Regions from separate parts of the Homo sapiens genome. Here regions 2 and 3 are each linked to region 1. A link is a contact called in ENCODE Hi-C data. All regions are on one chromosome and are shown on one strand. Each heading gives the region's core, a stretch centred on a gene start or an enhancer-like site at or near the end of the contact. The rest is flanking DNA. Distances are from core to core; before and after follow the strand shown.

The links. A loop is a pair of places that touch in the nucleus more often than their neighbours do. Pooled maps may share reads with other maps.
Region 2: a loop to region 1 is called in a map of naive thymus-derived CD4-positive, alpha-beta T cell, with 12 times the contacts of the local background. The contact joins the promoter of JAK2 here to the promoter of SMARCA2 in region 1. A Hi-C loop is called at or near these places in 2 of 168 maps with a recorded cell type or tissue (both naive thymus-derived CD4-positive, alpha-beta T cell) and 12 of 50 pooled maps.
Region 3: a map of naive thymus-derived CD4-positive, alpha-beta T cell shows a loop between it and region 1 (5-fold over the local background). The contact joins the promoter of GLIS3-AS2 here to the promoter of SMARCA2 in region 1. A Hi-C loop is called at or near these places in 1 of 168 maps with a recorded cell type or tissue (naive thymus-derived CD4-positive, alpha-beta T cell), 1 of 37 single-sample maps with no recorded cell type and 15 of 50 pooled maps.

Annotation. Positions count from the first base shown.
Region 1 is chr9:2,012,458-2,016,933 of GRCh38, reverse strand. It overlaps SMARCA2 (SWI/SNF related BAF chromatin remodeling complex subunit ATPase 2), which reads right to left and starts at 1,587. Exons shown (of 34, transcript NM_003070.5): 1 at 1,530-1,587. RefSeq lists silencers at 228-397, 1,538-1,877 and enhancers at 585-1,141, 1,928-1,977, 2,038-2,087, 4,298-4,427.
Region 2 is chr9:4,982,782-4,987,257 of GRCh38, reverse strand. It overlaps JAK2 (Janus kinase 2), which reads right to left and starts at 1,986. Exons shown (of 25, transcript NM_004972.4): 1 at 1,628-1,986; 2 at 1,236-1,318. RefSeq lists enhancers at 1,184-1,233, 2,034-2,173, 2,102-2,935 and silencers at 1,564-1,893, 2,284-2,363, 2,404-2,453, 3,904-4,033.
Region 3 is chr9:4,297,758-4,302,233 of GRCh38, reverse strand. GLIS3-AS2 (GLIS3 antisense RNA 2) reads right to left here and starts at 2,933. Exons shown (of 4, transcript NR_186824.1): 1 at 2,811-2,933. GLIS3 (GLIS family zinc finger 3) reads left to right here and starts at 2,166. Exons shown (of 11, transcript NM_001042413.2): 1 at 2,166-2,813.

The DNA of each region.
Region 1 (4,476 bases), core at 338-2,837:
CGAGGGGCTGGCGCGCCGGACCGGTTATTTAGGGAAGTGCATCGCGACACCTTTGCAGATGGCATGGCCGTGTTTTGCAACGCAAACGGGAGGAAGGGAAGACGGCCGGGTGGAGGGGGAGAGCAAAGGAAGGGGTAAACCAGGTTGGGATGGGAATAAAGCAAACTCCTGAGCAGGGAGCGAGAAGGAAGGAGTGCGTGTCATCGTTGGGAGGAGGCTCCTACCCGGTCTCCCCGCCTCCCGCCCTCGCCACCCCCCTATTCCCTCCCCACCGCAGCCCTTCCCCTTCCCGGGCGAACCACACCGCCGCTGCCCGGTGGTGCGCGGGTCCTGTTTGTGACAGTCAGGCAGACAGGATTATCCGGATCATGGCCTCCCGGGCCCGCAGCCGCCGCCGTGGCTCTCCTGGGTCCCGGCGCGCCCCTAGCACCCGGACGATCGCAGGCGCCCCACGCCCGCAGCTCCCGCGGCGCAAGCAAGGGGAAGACGCGAAGCAAAAGAACACGGACCCGGGGAGAGGGAGGGCAGGGTAACGGAGGCTGGCGGGCACCTCCGACCTCCTTGGGGGCCTCCTCCCTTCCCTCCAGCAGTGCGGCCCGGGCCGGACATCCCGAACTTTAACACCCGAGCCTGCGCTGCCGCCAGGTACCAGAGGCAGGGACGTCCGCAGCGCCCGGGGCGCAGCCCCCTGGCAGCCCCTTTGCCTAAAGGCCTGCCTACCAATCAGCCTCCCCATCCACGCCGGAGGAAACGCGGAAAGTGGAGGTGACACCTCCGATCAGGCACGCACCGGCCCCGCGGCAGTGGCCGCTACCTCCTTCGCGCGTCAGCTCAGGCTTCTCCCGCTGCGATCCGCTCACGTCTCCGCAGCCGGAGCCCTTTGAACAAGTCCCTGGGAAGCGGGTGGCAACAGCGTCCGTTGGCGCCCCGCCGCCAGCCTGGGCTCCCCGCCCTCCTTTCCCGTTCCCCTTCCAACTCTTCCGGGGAGGGTTGCCCGGGATGAACAGTAGCGTTTCCATCCTCCTCCCCTGTCCCCCAGGCCTTCCCCCTCCTGCGGCCACCCCCCTCCCCGCCGCCTCACTTTTAAGGGGATGGGGGGATTGCAACCTGGCCCAATGTGTGTGTTGCAACCTTGAGTTGGCAGCGCCTCTGACTGCCCACTCAGGATCAAGGCTGTGGCTTGTTGGGATTTTTTTCCTCCTTTGCCCCCTTGAAGTAGTAATTATTACTGTTATTATTAGAACAGCAAGGTTCGGTTGAAACTTTCTCGTTTCTTCCACCGCCGCCTGGGAGCTGTCGTTAGAGCATTCCACCTGAGGCCCGCGGGGAGGAGGCGGGCTTTTTTTTGTCGCGGCGGTTGGCCCGCCTGTTTGTTTTGGTCTCCTTGCATGCACAATAAATAATAATTAGGATAATAATGGATAATCCCGGGCGAAGGCGGCGTGGTGCCGGAGGGGTCTGAGCGGCGGCTGCAGCGGGGCGGCCGAAGGGAGGGGAAAGAGGAGAAAAGAGTTGTAAGTTATATTTACCTTGCTCGCGAGGAGTGTGCTGGCTGAATCTCTTCCCTCTCTGAGTCACCCAGAGTACAGAAACAGAGGGAGAGAGGACTAGATTATGAATATGACTTCATTGATGACAGCCGTCCCCTCCTCTTCCTAAACTCGGGCTCCGCCCAGCGTCCCACCCTCGCCTCCTCCGCGGGCGCCGGAAGACGCGCCGCAGTTGGCCCCGCGCGCCGCTCCTCCCTGCCCGTCCGGGCGCGGGTTGGCGGGACGCGCCTGTCACTCGCTCAGCTCAGCGACTCCGGGAGCGCGGGGGGAGGAGGGGGCGGTGTGCAAGAATGTGGATCTAGACAGCTCTACTGTATGCGTGGATCCGTGTGTGACTGCAAGGCGCCGGCTCTCGGGCCGCGTTTGTGCCTGGAGCAGAGAAACTGCGCGGGATGCAGAAAGCCCCAAGCCCTGCTGGAGCTGGGCGCCCGCTGTCCCTTCCCTGGCAGTCCTCTTCCTCGGGCGCCGCGGGGCTCCTCCAGGGAGACTGCGGAAGGGGAGGAGGCGAAGCGAAAACGGAGGGCAGCCGTAGTAATAGCGCGTAGTAGTTCGGGGGTATGTGGAGAAGGTGCTGGAATTTAACTGTGCCTCCGCCTGCCAGTGCGAGCCTGCAGAGAGAGAGGGAGGGGACGGGGGACGGGCTCCGAGTGGCACCAAAGCTGTTTGTGGCACAGTGTGGACTGTGGAAAAAACGGGCATTGTCGTGCCGGCTGAAACTTTTTCTCCCCCTTCCCTAAGGCTGTCATTATAAATCTGCCCCCTATTCCAGGTAAAAAAATAAAAAATAGAAAAGGGAGGCGGGCACAAAGAACGTTCCTGCCAAATCTGTCTCTTCCCTGAAGGACTGCAAGCTTCCAAATGCCAACGAGGGAGAAACAGCTGAGAGGCTGAACGCCTTATAAATAAGTAAACCCACCCTAACCTCTCTGTTTACTTCGTGGACTAGGTACAGCACTATAACCTTCCCTCACCTGCCATCTTCGCTAAAATATATACAAAAATATGGAAAAACAAACCCTGGGGGCGGGGCTGGCGGGTTAGGGGGCGGCTGAAGCATGGAATCTGGTTTTGATTTAAAAAGGGGAATAAATCTCTTATTTTCTACAGACCGTAGTCTCTTCCCTCTCACCCCGCATTTGAGACCAATTAAGGCTGCAAATTGTAATTTGCTGGCAAGTCGCGGTTTTGAGACCTCTTTGCTCCAATTTTCCTTGAAATACAGTACTTTGGCCGGACCAATAGGTCGGTGTTTGGTGAGACAATTTTATTTTTAGTTTTATGAAGTGTGAAAGAATGTTAGGAGACTTTAAATCAGGGGCCTATTATTTTAGACTCAGATTAATGTAGATGCTTGACTCTTAAAACTGTTCCTATGCAGTAGTGTTATGAAAAGTATGATTTATCCCTTATTTCGTAATGTAATGGCTTAAATTAGTCATTCAAAGTGCACTGTGACTATCTGGTTGAGGATTCTTCCCCCTAGAGTAAAATCCTATTTTAAGACCATTTTACTGTTGCAAAATTGACTCCATTTGAGCAACTGGGTCTGAAATGCAGTTCTAGGATGCTTAAAACTTCAGGCTGGATAAGTTGAAGACAAGAAGTAATGGAAAGAACGCCAAATACTGCCATGTAGTCATTAAGAAGCAAGAATTCTTTATATCACTGGTCCACTGCTGGCTGAAGCAGAGCCCACTAGGGCAGCATTTTCATGATGGCTGGGAGTGTTGGTGATCACCCACCCTATAGCTTTCTAAGGTCTTGCTACTTGCTTGTTAACTTTAGCTTCATCATTTTCTGTCTATCTTGAAGTGAACCTCAAGACAACGAAAGATAACACAGCTAAGAGAAATAGAATATAGTGTGCCCTGAAGGATCCATTGTAAGAACTTGTTTTTCTGCCTGAGGATATGCCGGTATAACTATTAACTGAGAAATATATAGGGAGAAATTTTAAACAAGACTAGTAGTATAGTAAAAGTGTAACATAAATACTAACTTCTAACTGCCTAATAAGTCGCAACTAATAATATAGCCAGATAACCTACCTGTCTCTAATAAAGAGATTTAACCTAATAGCAATGCTTATTACATTGAGAGTATTAGGTTTTAATTTTTTTGGGGTCTAATTTGTTTCTCTGGCATGCCGGCCTCACATGCCAATTTTCAGAAATTGATAACTTCACTTTTATTCCCTTGTGAATAAATGCCCTTTATCCCCTTAAGATTCTACTTCCACTTGCCATGCAAATCCTCAAAAAAACAAAAACAAAAACAAATCAATTAGTAAGTCCCTGGAGAAAGAAACTGTCCATTCCTTCTGGCATTTTGTCACAGGGAAAGTAAAGAAGAAAACATTCCCTTTGTTATATGTGTATATTCTTCAGCTCATATAAAATTTTGATGTTGTCCTTGGAGGCGTTGGTATCCACGCATTGTATACACACAGCTATGGGAATTAAAATACATCGTTGGGAACAGAGATTAAATATAGATATTGCATCTCCCTCTCCCTTCGCATTGGTCTAAGAAAGCACCACCTTCCCCCATCACCCTTCAAGTTGTTCCTCTAAAAATTCGTCTTGTTTGTAGTTTGTACCCTAGCAGTTACGAATTTTATAAAATAAGGCCTCAACACAGGAGAAATGAAAAGGCAGCGTCATTCACTTGGTACAAAAAGAAGATTGTAGAACATATAGCATGAGTTTCACCTCTGAGGTAAAACGAAATTTAACAATTGAAGTTAAGGAGGAAAATGATGGGTTTTTTTTGTTTTGTTTTGCAGAAAATCATACAAAAGCAAATGTGGTTGGAGGGTAAAAGGACTCCAGGAGGCTGCACAGGGTGCTACGTTCACACGCAGCTTTTCTTTTTGGACTTTGATGAGTCATAATGTGTTCTCTGAACTTGCTTTTCTCTTTCTAGT
Region 2 (4,476 bases), core at 737-3,236, 3.0 Mb before region 1:
AATTCCCTAATGAGTCCCTAAAACTGCTATAAATTGCAAATACAGGATATTCAGTTAGAGCAAAAACAAGCATGGTGTGCTCTTCTGGCCAGCAAGTACTGCAGCTTTCCTATTCAGGTAAATACATGTACTATTAAGGCAAGTGCTGGATACATCCAGTCTGTACATACGTTACACACCAACAGACAAATGCATGTACAAGCAAATAATTCTCACACTTAAAGTGGTATAAGGTGAGGCGGATGGGGGAAGGGAGGCCAAAAATTGATTATTCATCTTCAAATGTTCTGGGTGTTATATCAAAATACAAGCTGATCATCCCTTATCTGAAAAGCTGCAAAATCTGAAACATTTTGAGCACCAACATGATGCTACAAGGGGAAAATTCCCCGCATAGGTACTTAATACAAACTTTGTTTCATGCACAGACGTATTAAAAATATTGCAAATGACTTAGTGGCTGTGTGAATAAGGTCTATATGAAACAAACGAATTTCGTATTTACACTTGGGTCCCATCCTCAAGATGTCTGATTTTGTATATGCAAACATTCCAAAATTTTTAAAAAAAATCCAAAACACTTTTGGTCCCAAGCATTCTGGAGAAGGGATACAAAATCTTTATTTGCAGTAGCCCAACAACTCACTGTACAAACTTATTATGAAACCAAAAGCAATCATTTCCCTTATTCCCACTTCCAGTTTCCTTCTCCATACTCAGCCGCTCCTACCCTTTCATTCAGAGAAATGGAGTTTCTCCTAACAGATTAGTAATTACTGGAAAACAAACTGGGTAAATTCAACCGACACAGCAAGCTTAGGCAGATAAAACCATGAGGAAACATTCAATGTGGTAGCAGAAACCCCAGCAAGAATAGCTAACGTGTTCTCCCAAAAGCTATCTCTTATTGCTTGGAAATACTCCTCTTTAAAGGATTAAGAATCTCTGGCTGCTTAAGAAGAAAGGGTAATGGACAACGTTTTTCGTTTCTCTGCAAAGTCACGTTATGTGTAAAGCCAACAAAAAAATGTTTCTTAAAGGATCCAAGACGAACAACAAAACACCCCAAAATTACTCTCCCAGATCAACATTAAAAGTTTAGCACTGACATTTTCAGAAGAGTAAGCAACAATGAGCCCTGCCTCTCTTCACACGCTTCCAACCTTCCCTACGCACGCACTCCCAGCTCCAGACACCTTCGCCTTTACTGCAGCGATAAAGGACAGCACACCCACCGTCGCGGGAGGAGGAGGAAGAGCCTCTTTTTCTGCAGAAGAGAAACAGTTCACATCTTGTTCCTGTTGCCTGCTTCTGAAACCTAAAAACAGAAGCAGCAGTTAACTACTACCACATAAATCCAGGGGAAACAAATGCTTTTTCTAGGCTGTTTAAGTGTCTAGAAAATTTTAAAAAGGAATAAGGAGGCGGGAGCGAGGGAATTATAAGACACAAATGGAAGCAAATATCACCAGCAAGACTCGTTCTAGGTGTCGTCTTAAAGAGGAAGATTTTTCTGGCTCAGAAGTTTGCTGCCACTAGCAGGGGGCAGGCGGGACCAAAAGGTAGGAAGGGGGTGGAGAGACAGCTGCTGCCCCCCACCCAGAAGCCAGGCAGAGATAACACCCACCGGCTACACAGATCGGGCGACCAGAGCGCGCCCTCGAGCCCGCAGGGGCGGCTCCTACCCGGCGGGTCAAGGTCTGCGAAGCCCCGGGACGGGCACGGCTCTGAACGACCTCCAGGCTGGGCCCTCGGGGGCCCTCCAGTGTGGGCTCAGCTCCCACTCACATCCCTCGGCAGCGAGGACCAGGCCTCTCCCTGCGCCGCAGCAGCCCTCAGCCCCGACGCGCGCCGCAAGCCCGGGCCGAGGGGCCCGACCGGCCGAGAAGCCGAAGTGGCGACGCGAACACCCAAGCGAGCCGGGCGCCGGCCCAGCCTGTCAGCGCCGAGGGAGGCCGTTAGCGGCGTCCGCTGCTGCCCCCTTCTGCTCCTCTTCCTCTCTCCTTCCTGCAGCCCCACACCACTCCCACTTCGGGCAGCCGGGAAGCCCGTCACAGTTGTCTCCACCCTCTCCGGGGCCACACCGTCTTCTCAACGCCGCGGGCGACACTGGCTTCGCCGCCCTGCTAGCTTCGAACTCAGCCTCCCGGTTGGCCTGCAGTCTCCCCGAATGGCAGGAGACCGGGCCGGATAGAGGCTGGGGGAGAGCCGGACGCGCGTCCTGCAGTGCGCGTGCGCCGCTCGGTGCTGGTCGCGGGACCGGCAGGCGCGGGCCACGCAGGGCAGCTGCCTCTCGGGAAGCCGGCGAGCGCGCGTGGAGATTCCTGGGACGGCCCCTGGGCGTGAGCGCGCAAGGAAGTTAAGGCGGCGGCGCCTCGCGAAACGCTGGTGCCCGGCTGGAGCTAGGCGCCAGCGCTGGGCCCGGCCCTCACTAGATGGGCGGGTGTGTGTGTGGCCGCCGCCCTCCAGGGAAGCGGCCGGGAGTGACTCACCCTGGCTGGCTCCCCAGCGCGCAGCCTGCACTGGAGGAGGCCGGGCTGCCTCCGCGCGGAGACTCCCCTCCCGCACACTTCTCCGCTTTCGGCTTTTCCTTCCACCTCCCGGGTACAGCAGACCCGTCCTTCCCCAGTCCAGGCTGCTAGGCCGAGGGGAAGTGGCGCCGGGGGCCGGGGACAACGCGCTCACACACGCTGTTTCGTGGCAATGCGCCCTCGAGAGCCTGACTCCCATCAGCCACCTTGGCTGGAAAGGGGTGAGGGTGGGATGAAGCGCCCAGCCGCCTGCGGGTTGGCAACAAGGCCTAGCGAATGTTTCTCCTAGAGGAGAAACAACTTTACCGGCGTGGCCTGGTGTAGCCCGGGAGAGGGTGGAGACAACGGCTGTGACGGGCTTCCCGGCTGCCAAAGGGCCTCATTCATTCATTCAAATATTTACTGAGTGTCTACTAGGTGCCGGGCTGTAGGTCCCCAGAGATACCAGGTGAACACGACCCCACACACTCCTTGCCCTACTGGATTGTATTCTGATGGAAGCGACAAAACAACAAACAACGCTTTAAATGCATAATGTGCGGGGTGTGTAATTGCCACTAAGAAAATGCATAGTTTTCTGCTGCCATATACATAATAACAAAGAAAAGGAGTAGAAAGTGAGGAGGGGGTGTGCTATTTTACGGTGGCCAGGAACGATTTCCTAGAATAAGTGACATTTGAGCAGAGATCTGAAGGATGAGAATGAACCAGTCCCATGACTATCTGGGAAAAGAATTTCAGGCAGAGGGACTCCTGAAGGCAAAGACCTTGAGAAGGGAAAGTGTTTGGCAAGTTCAAGGATCAGGAAAGAGGTCACTGTGGCTGGAGGACACGGAAGGAGGGGGCAGTGGTAAGAGGTGAGGCCAAAGAAGTAGCCTGGCACCAGATCGTGTAGGGATTTTTTTCAAGTATTAGCCCTCTTTCTGTCAACCTAAATGAAGTGACGCATTCATAGCTCCTGTTTCCCCATACACAACTGATGCTGCTCTTCAGGTCTGTCTTGCACTTAATGGTTTCTTTAAATAAACCTCACCAAAGCAACTCCTGCATTTCTTCTTACATAAGACCCATTGCAAAAGGTCTTTAAGCAAATGATAGCAGCATAGGAAATTACTTGAATTCACCCTGAATCTTTTAAATAATGAACTAGAGCTGTATAAGAGGGAGGGATTTACAGGAAAATTGCATTCCTACGGCTACTGCTTCATAGGTAATATATGGGCAAAGTTAGTAAGAATTTCTAATTATTAATTGTGACTCAATGGCTTAGAATATCAAGGCCGCAATTACAAACAGTGACTACCAAAAGAGTTCCTTTTTTCCTGCAAACAAAAACTGCTACTGAGGTAAAAGCTAGAACACAGACCCACATAATGAAGAAGAGCTAAAGATGAGCTTAACGTCATGGGTAAATGAAAAGCATCACAACTGTGGAAATGGAAATGTGATATTTTGTGAGGGGAAGAAAATGCTTGTTTTAGAACTCTGAAACAGTATTACTTTCATTATAAGTGATGTTTCTATATTTTGCAGTGATATACTTATGTAACTAGGCATGGTATCTCTTACTGTCCACAGCCTGTTTGCAGGGAGAAGCCATTTGAAATTGGTGAATTGCAGGGAGAAGCCATTTGGAAGTGGTGAATATTGAGGATATTTTTGTGGGGGAGCAGGTTATTTTCTTAATATTAGAGATGTGGGTATGGAAGACAAGGTGGACAAGGGGTATATTATTCATAAGCCTATAGAATTGAGAAATCTTCTGTCTCCCCACATAGAAAGATGAAGCAACTTGCCTCCTGTCATTCAGAAAGTGAAAGCCTCCCTCATCACTAAGACATGATTTTAAGTCAATGCTAACCTGGAATGTTGAGCTTTTTTCACTCTGTATTAACAGAACTTTTGAGCTCTTTATGTGATTCCTGGTAGTGGCATCACTAGAAAT
Region 3 (4,476 bases), core at 1,684-4,183, 2.3 Mb before region 1:
CACGATGGAGAGCTCATGGGTAAGGGAGAGTATCATTTTGGAACTACATGATTTCCTTTCTCACTGTCTCTCATTACCACCCTCCCTCACCCCTGCTGACCAATTCAGCCCAGAAGAGGTACAGATCTCATTCTGAGTCATTCCAGGGTTGTACTGGTACAAGAACAACTGCATTTTTACTATAACCCATGGAATATAAGAACATTGCAGATCTACATTCTTGGCCAGAAAAAAAAAAAAAGAAAAAAATTCAACCAAAGCACTATACCTCTTCAGTGGTAAATATTTTAGGAATGTTAGAGGTTCATGAAAATCACACCTAAATAAAATGACATTCCCACTCTTGGGCTCTTATAAATGAAGAGATTTTGGGGATCTCCAGGTTGATGACTCCTAACTTTCCCAGTGTTTTTTTCCATGAGCTATTGATTAAAGTTGGGTGTAGCACTATATTTTTTTCTCTTCCAGCTAAGCTGTTCCCATCATTTGGGAAGTTTTAGAAGCTTCTGCAAGCCCCTAGGATACCATTCTATGCATCAAAACCATTGTATTTAAAATGATATTTGAGGGACATTGGAAAGGTTTTTTGCAGTCTCCACCCAGGCTTGTCTTGCTCCTGGGAAGCAGTTGTACAGCACAAGAATCTGATGAACAGAAGTTCCCATGATGCATTGAAGGGTTAGTGTTGCCATCTTGCTCTGTTCCTTAAGGCTGGAGTTAATGAGGAAGAGTTTTTATGTGAATGTCAGGCATGTTGCAATAACTAGCCACAATGGAATAGTCATGGCAATTTCCACCACTTGGTTTCTTTGTTTTTGTGATGTTGCTGCATGCTTCATTTTATGAGTATTTTCTTTTCTTACGTGTGGTTGAGCCCATCTATTGCCATCTTGGGCTTGAATACTTGTATTTAAAAGAGATGAACAGAGAGAAACTGGAAAACTGACAGAATGACATATCCTGACCTCTTACTATTTTTCATCCCCTACTTCTGCTGACAAATATTCTGATGAGTTTGTGTCCCAAGGTGAAGGAAAAGAAAAGAAAAAGTACTGTGGAAACCAGGCTTCTTTTGGTTATGTTAATATCATGGATACAGACCAAGCCTAGTAGTATTCCCACTGAAATTAGATAAATGAAAACTGCCAATAGTCTTTTAGTTTTGGCTTTCTGGGGTAAGTCATTTGTGTCCTTGAGGACTTCTGTCTTGATCAAAGCATCTACTACCTGATTGCTAATTTATATTGGAGTGGTAACAGTAGAATAGAATATAAGGACTTGTGAAATTCTAAGTGTCTGGTGGCATCCTCACTCATTTCATTCATGATGGTGAATAATACTGTCAACTGCAGAAAGGCCTACCTGGAGGATATTGTGTGCATTACATACCTAGATTCCCAAGATGGAAGTCCTTGCATCTGTGGCAATACATGTGATGAACTACTAGGAGCAGACTTTCTTGTAACAACCTTTTGAGGGCTCTGGTCAACACAAGCAGAAGCGGTGGCGAGTCAGAGCTTAGGTGGGGTATGAGGCTGAGGATGTTGAATTCATAAGGATAAAGTGCCACTTTATAGACGTAACATACGCAGGGAATATACCTCCATTCTTAACAGCCTGTGTTCAGAATTTTATACCCTTCTAACACTTCCATCACCTTCCTCTCTTCCCTGCCTATACTTGGAAAGGATGCCAAAGCCTTCCTTAGTGCTTCACCTATCCAGTTTCGAAGCTGTCATGTGCATCCGATCCGATATTTCAAAGCAACCCTTTTGCCATTTTTCACTGTGTTATTCTCTCCGTATTACTACCGGATTTTTTTGGTTGTTTGTTTATTTTTTTATGACCTGACATCAAATCCTGTCTAAACACTAACACTTTTTCATGTTAAAATAAGTCAGTTTAACAAATAAGGCCAGGAAGAAGGCGAAGTGTCTCCCTGCTGTTACCCTGTTCTGGAGTTCCTCGACTTCTGGCGCACGGGGAGTGTGTGTGTGTGTGTGTGTGTGTGTGTGTGTGTGTGTGAATGCGTCAAGAGGGAGACACAAGCTCGGCCTTCGAATTGGCCAGCCTAGTGACCCGCGAGCCCGCCCCCACTCTTCCCCCTCCCCCTCCGGCGCTCACACTCAGGAAGCAGCTGGCTACAGGCCGGCCCTCGCGGCCGCACACACATCCACACTCCTCGCCCGGCTGCCTTCCTCCCTCCCTCTTCCCCCTTCCCCTCTCCCTGCAGCCGCGTCCACACTGCGCCGCCCGGGCAGCCCAGAGCGCGGCGCGCACGGGCACCGGCGGCGAGTGCCGCGGCCACTGCCCCTCCCGGGACCCCCTGTACGCCGTCCGCGCCGTCCAGGGTCACACCGGCGACGGAACCCGCCGGCAGCAATTAGCCAGCATCCCGGGGTCGGCCCCCAGAAGCATTCCCCGGCCCAGGACGAGGATGAACAGGACAGGCGAGGCACAAAGTCGCAACTGAACTTTTTAGAAACATTATTTGTGTGTGTATGTGTGTAGCAGGGGAGAATGAGCTGATGCCGAGGGTCCAGCCACCCCGCCTCTGCCTCCTCCTCCCCCTGCCGCCGCTGCCCTCGCAGACGCGCGCGCACACACGGCACTTGGGCCGGGTTTCCGCGCTCCGTCCCCCCGTTTGGATGGGGGTTTTCATTTCCGAAGGAGGCACAGCCCGCGGAGCGCTCTGAAGGGCTGGAGCCCCAAGTTACTCCTCGCCAGCGCCGGCCGCCCGCTGTCACTCGCGCTGGCCGGCCGGGGGAAGGGACCCGCACGCCGGGCTTTGTTGTGGAAATCCCGGTTACCTGGTAAGTGGATGCCATAGGAACTTTGCTCGCAGGCGAGAGACGAGGAGAAACCGGGCGCTTGAGAGTGTGGGGGAGTTAAAGCTCAGAGACGCAAACTAGGGATTACAAATAGTTTTCTACGCTGAGCCGGTGGCGTTCGCGCGGGTTTAAGGATACGCGCACCTCAACTCCCGGCGTCACAGGTCACTGAGAGACCTGCGCTGACTGAGACTGATAGCAACAATTAGGGTTCAAACCATGTTTCTGTCAGTGGCCTAAGAGCGCCCAGTGTAGAAGACAGATAACGGGGCTTTAAAGTTGCGCTAATTCGGAACAGTTTTTGTGTTTTCATTTCAAGTAGAGCGGGCAGAGGGGTACACAATCAGGGCACGTTACAGGACGCACGGGCATGGGGCGCACCACTCTGGAGTCCCCACTGAAGGGAAACTTTGGCGAAGTGGGAACTGATGGGGTGACGTGAGGTCTCTCGCGCACACGCGGGGCTGTAGTTGTCTTTTCAAGTTCCACGTGTTTGTGGAGTTTCACGAAGGCTGTTTTCCACGCCTGTGTCTCATCCAAGCCGGTGTCCCCATGATTGCGGGAGGTGGTCGGGCTGAGGGTACCTACACTCCTCGCGGGTACCGGCCCGGCGATCCGCAGCCGCCAGGTCTGGAACTATAACCTCCCACGCCGCCAGGACGCAGACACAGCCAGACACGAACCCTCCCCGCCGGGTTCGTCACCTCGCGTTTACATTTTTTATGGGGCCCGACAAAATGTCAGCACTGTTTGGAAAATGTCTCAGTCTCGGAGACGTTGTCCTGCGCGCGGCTCCAGTCCCTATAAATGACCCTGTGTGTATTTTGAAGTCGGCCCGGGTCGCTCTCTGGAAAGCGTGAGTGAGCCGCCGGCTCTCTCCTAGACACACACCTTGCCCCGAGCGACAGTTCCAAGTTACTCACTGGAGCTGACAAGTCACCTCGGGGACCGGGAAGTCACTCAAGTGTCTGGAAATCTTGGCCCTGGCTGATTTGTCATCCTATGGATGATTCAATTAGGTACCTGGCGGGAGAAACTTTGGGGAAGGGTTTCTGGCTCCGCGTTCGCGCCCTCCGACTTGCTGGAGGTGTTTGGGAGGCGAGAAGCGAAAGGAAACCACAGGGTGAGGACACTGGCTCGGCGGGGACCGGGGGGCCGGCGTGGGGGGACTGCGAGCCCGGCCGTGGCGCCCCCGGGCTACAGGCTCCGGCCAGGCCGGGCAGCGCGCGCAGGTCCCCGGCGCCCGGGCTTCCCAGCCGCAGCACCCTTTCGGCCCCCGACTCACTCAGGAGCGAGTTGCACAACAGGAAGCCGGCACTAGTTTGTTTTGTTGCGCTGCGTTCGCTCCCTCGCTCGCTCGCGCACGGGGCCGAGGGTTAGGGGCGGAGGCGGCGGGGGAGTGACGGGGTCGCAGCCGCGCGTACCCCGCCGGGCGCTGTCGCCTCCGCCTCCGGACCCGCCCCTAGCTCCGCGCCGAGGAATCTCCGACCCCGGCAGCGAAGCCAGTCCTATAGGGAACCGATAAGGGCCGCCCTCCTCCTGCCTTGTCCTACGCGCCTCTCCCCCGCTCCCGGCACCTCTCCCGACTTCTCCAGCCCTCCTCTTGGCAGGAGTGGTCTCGAGGACTGAGACCACTGCTCTGTGT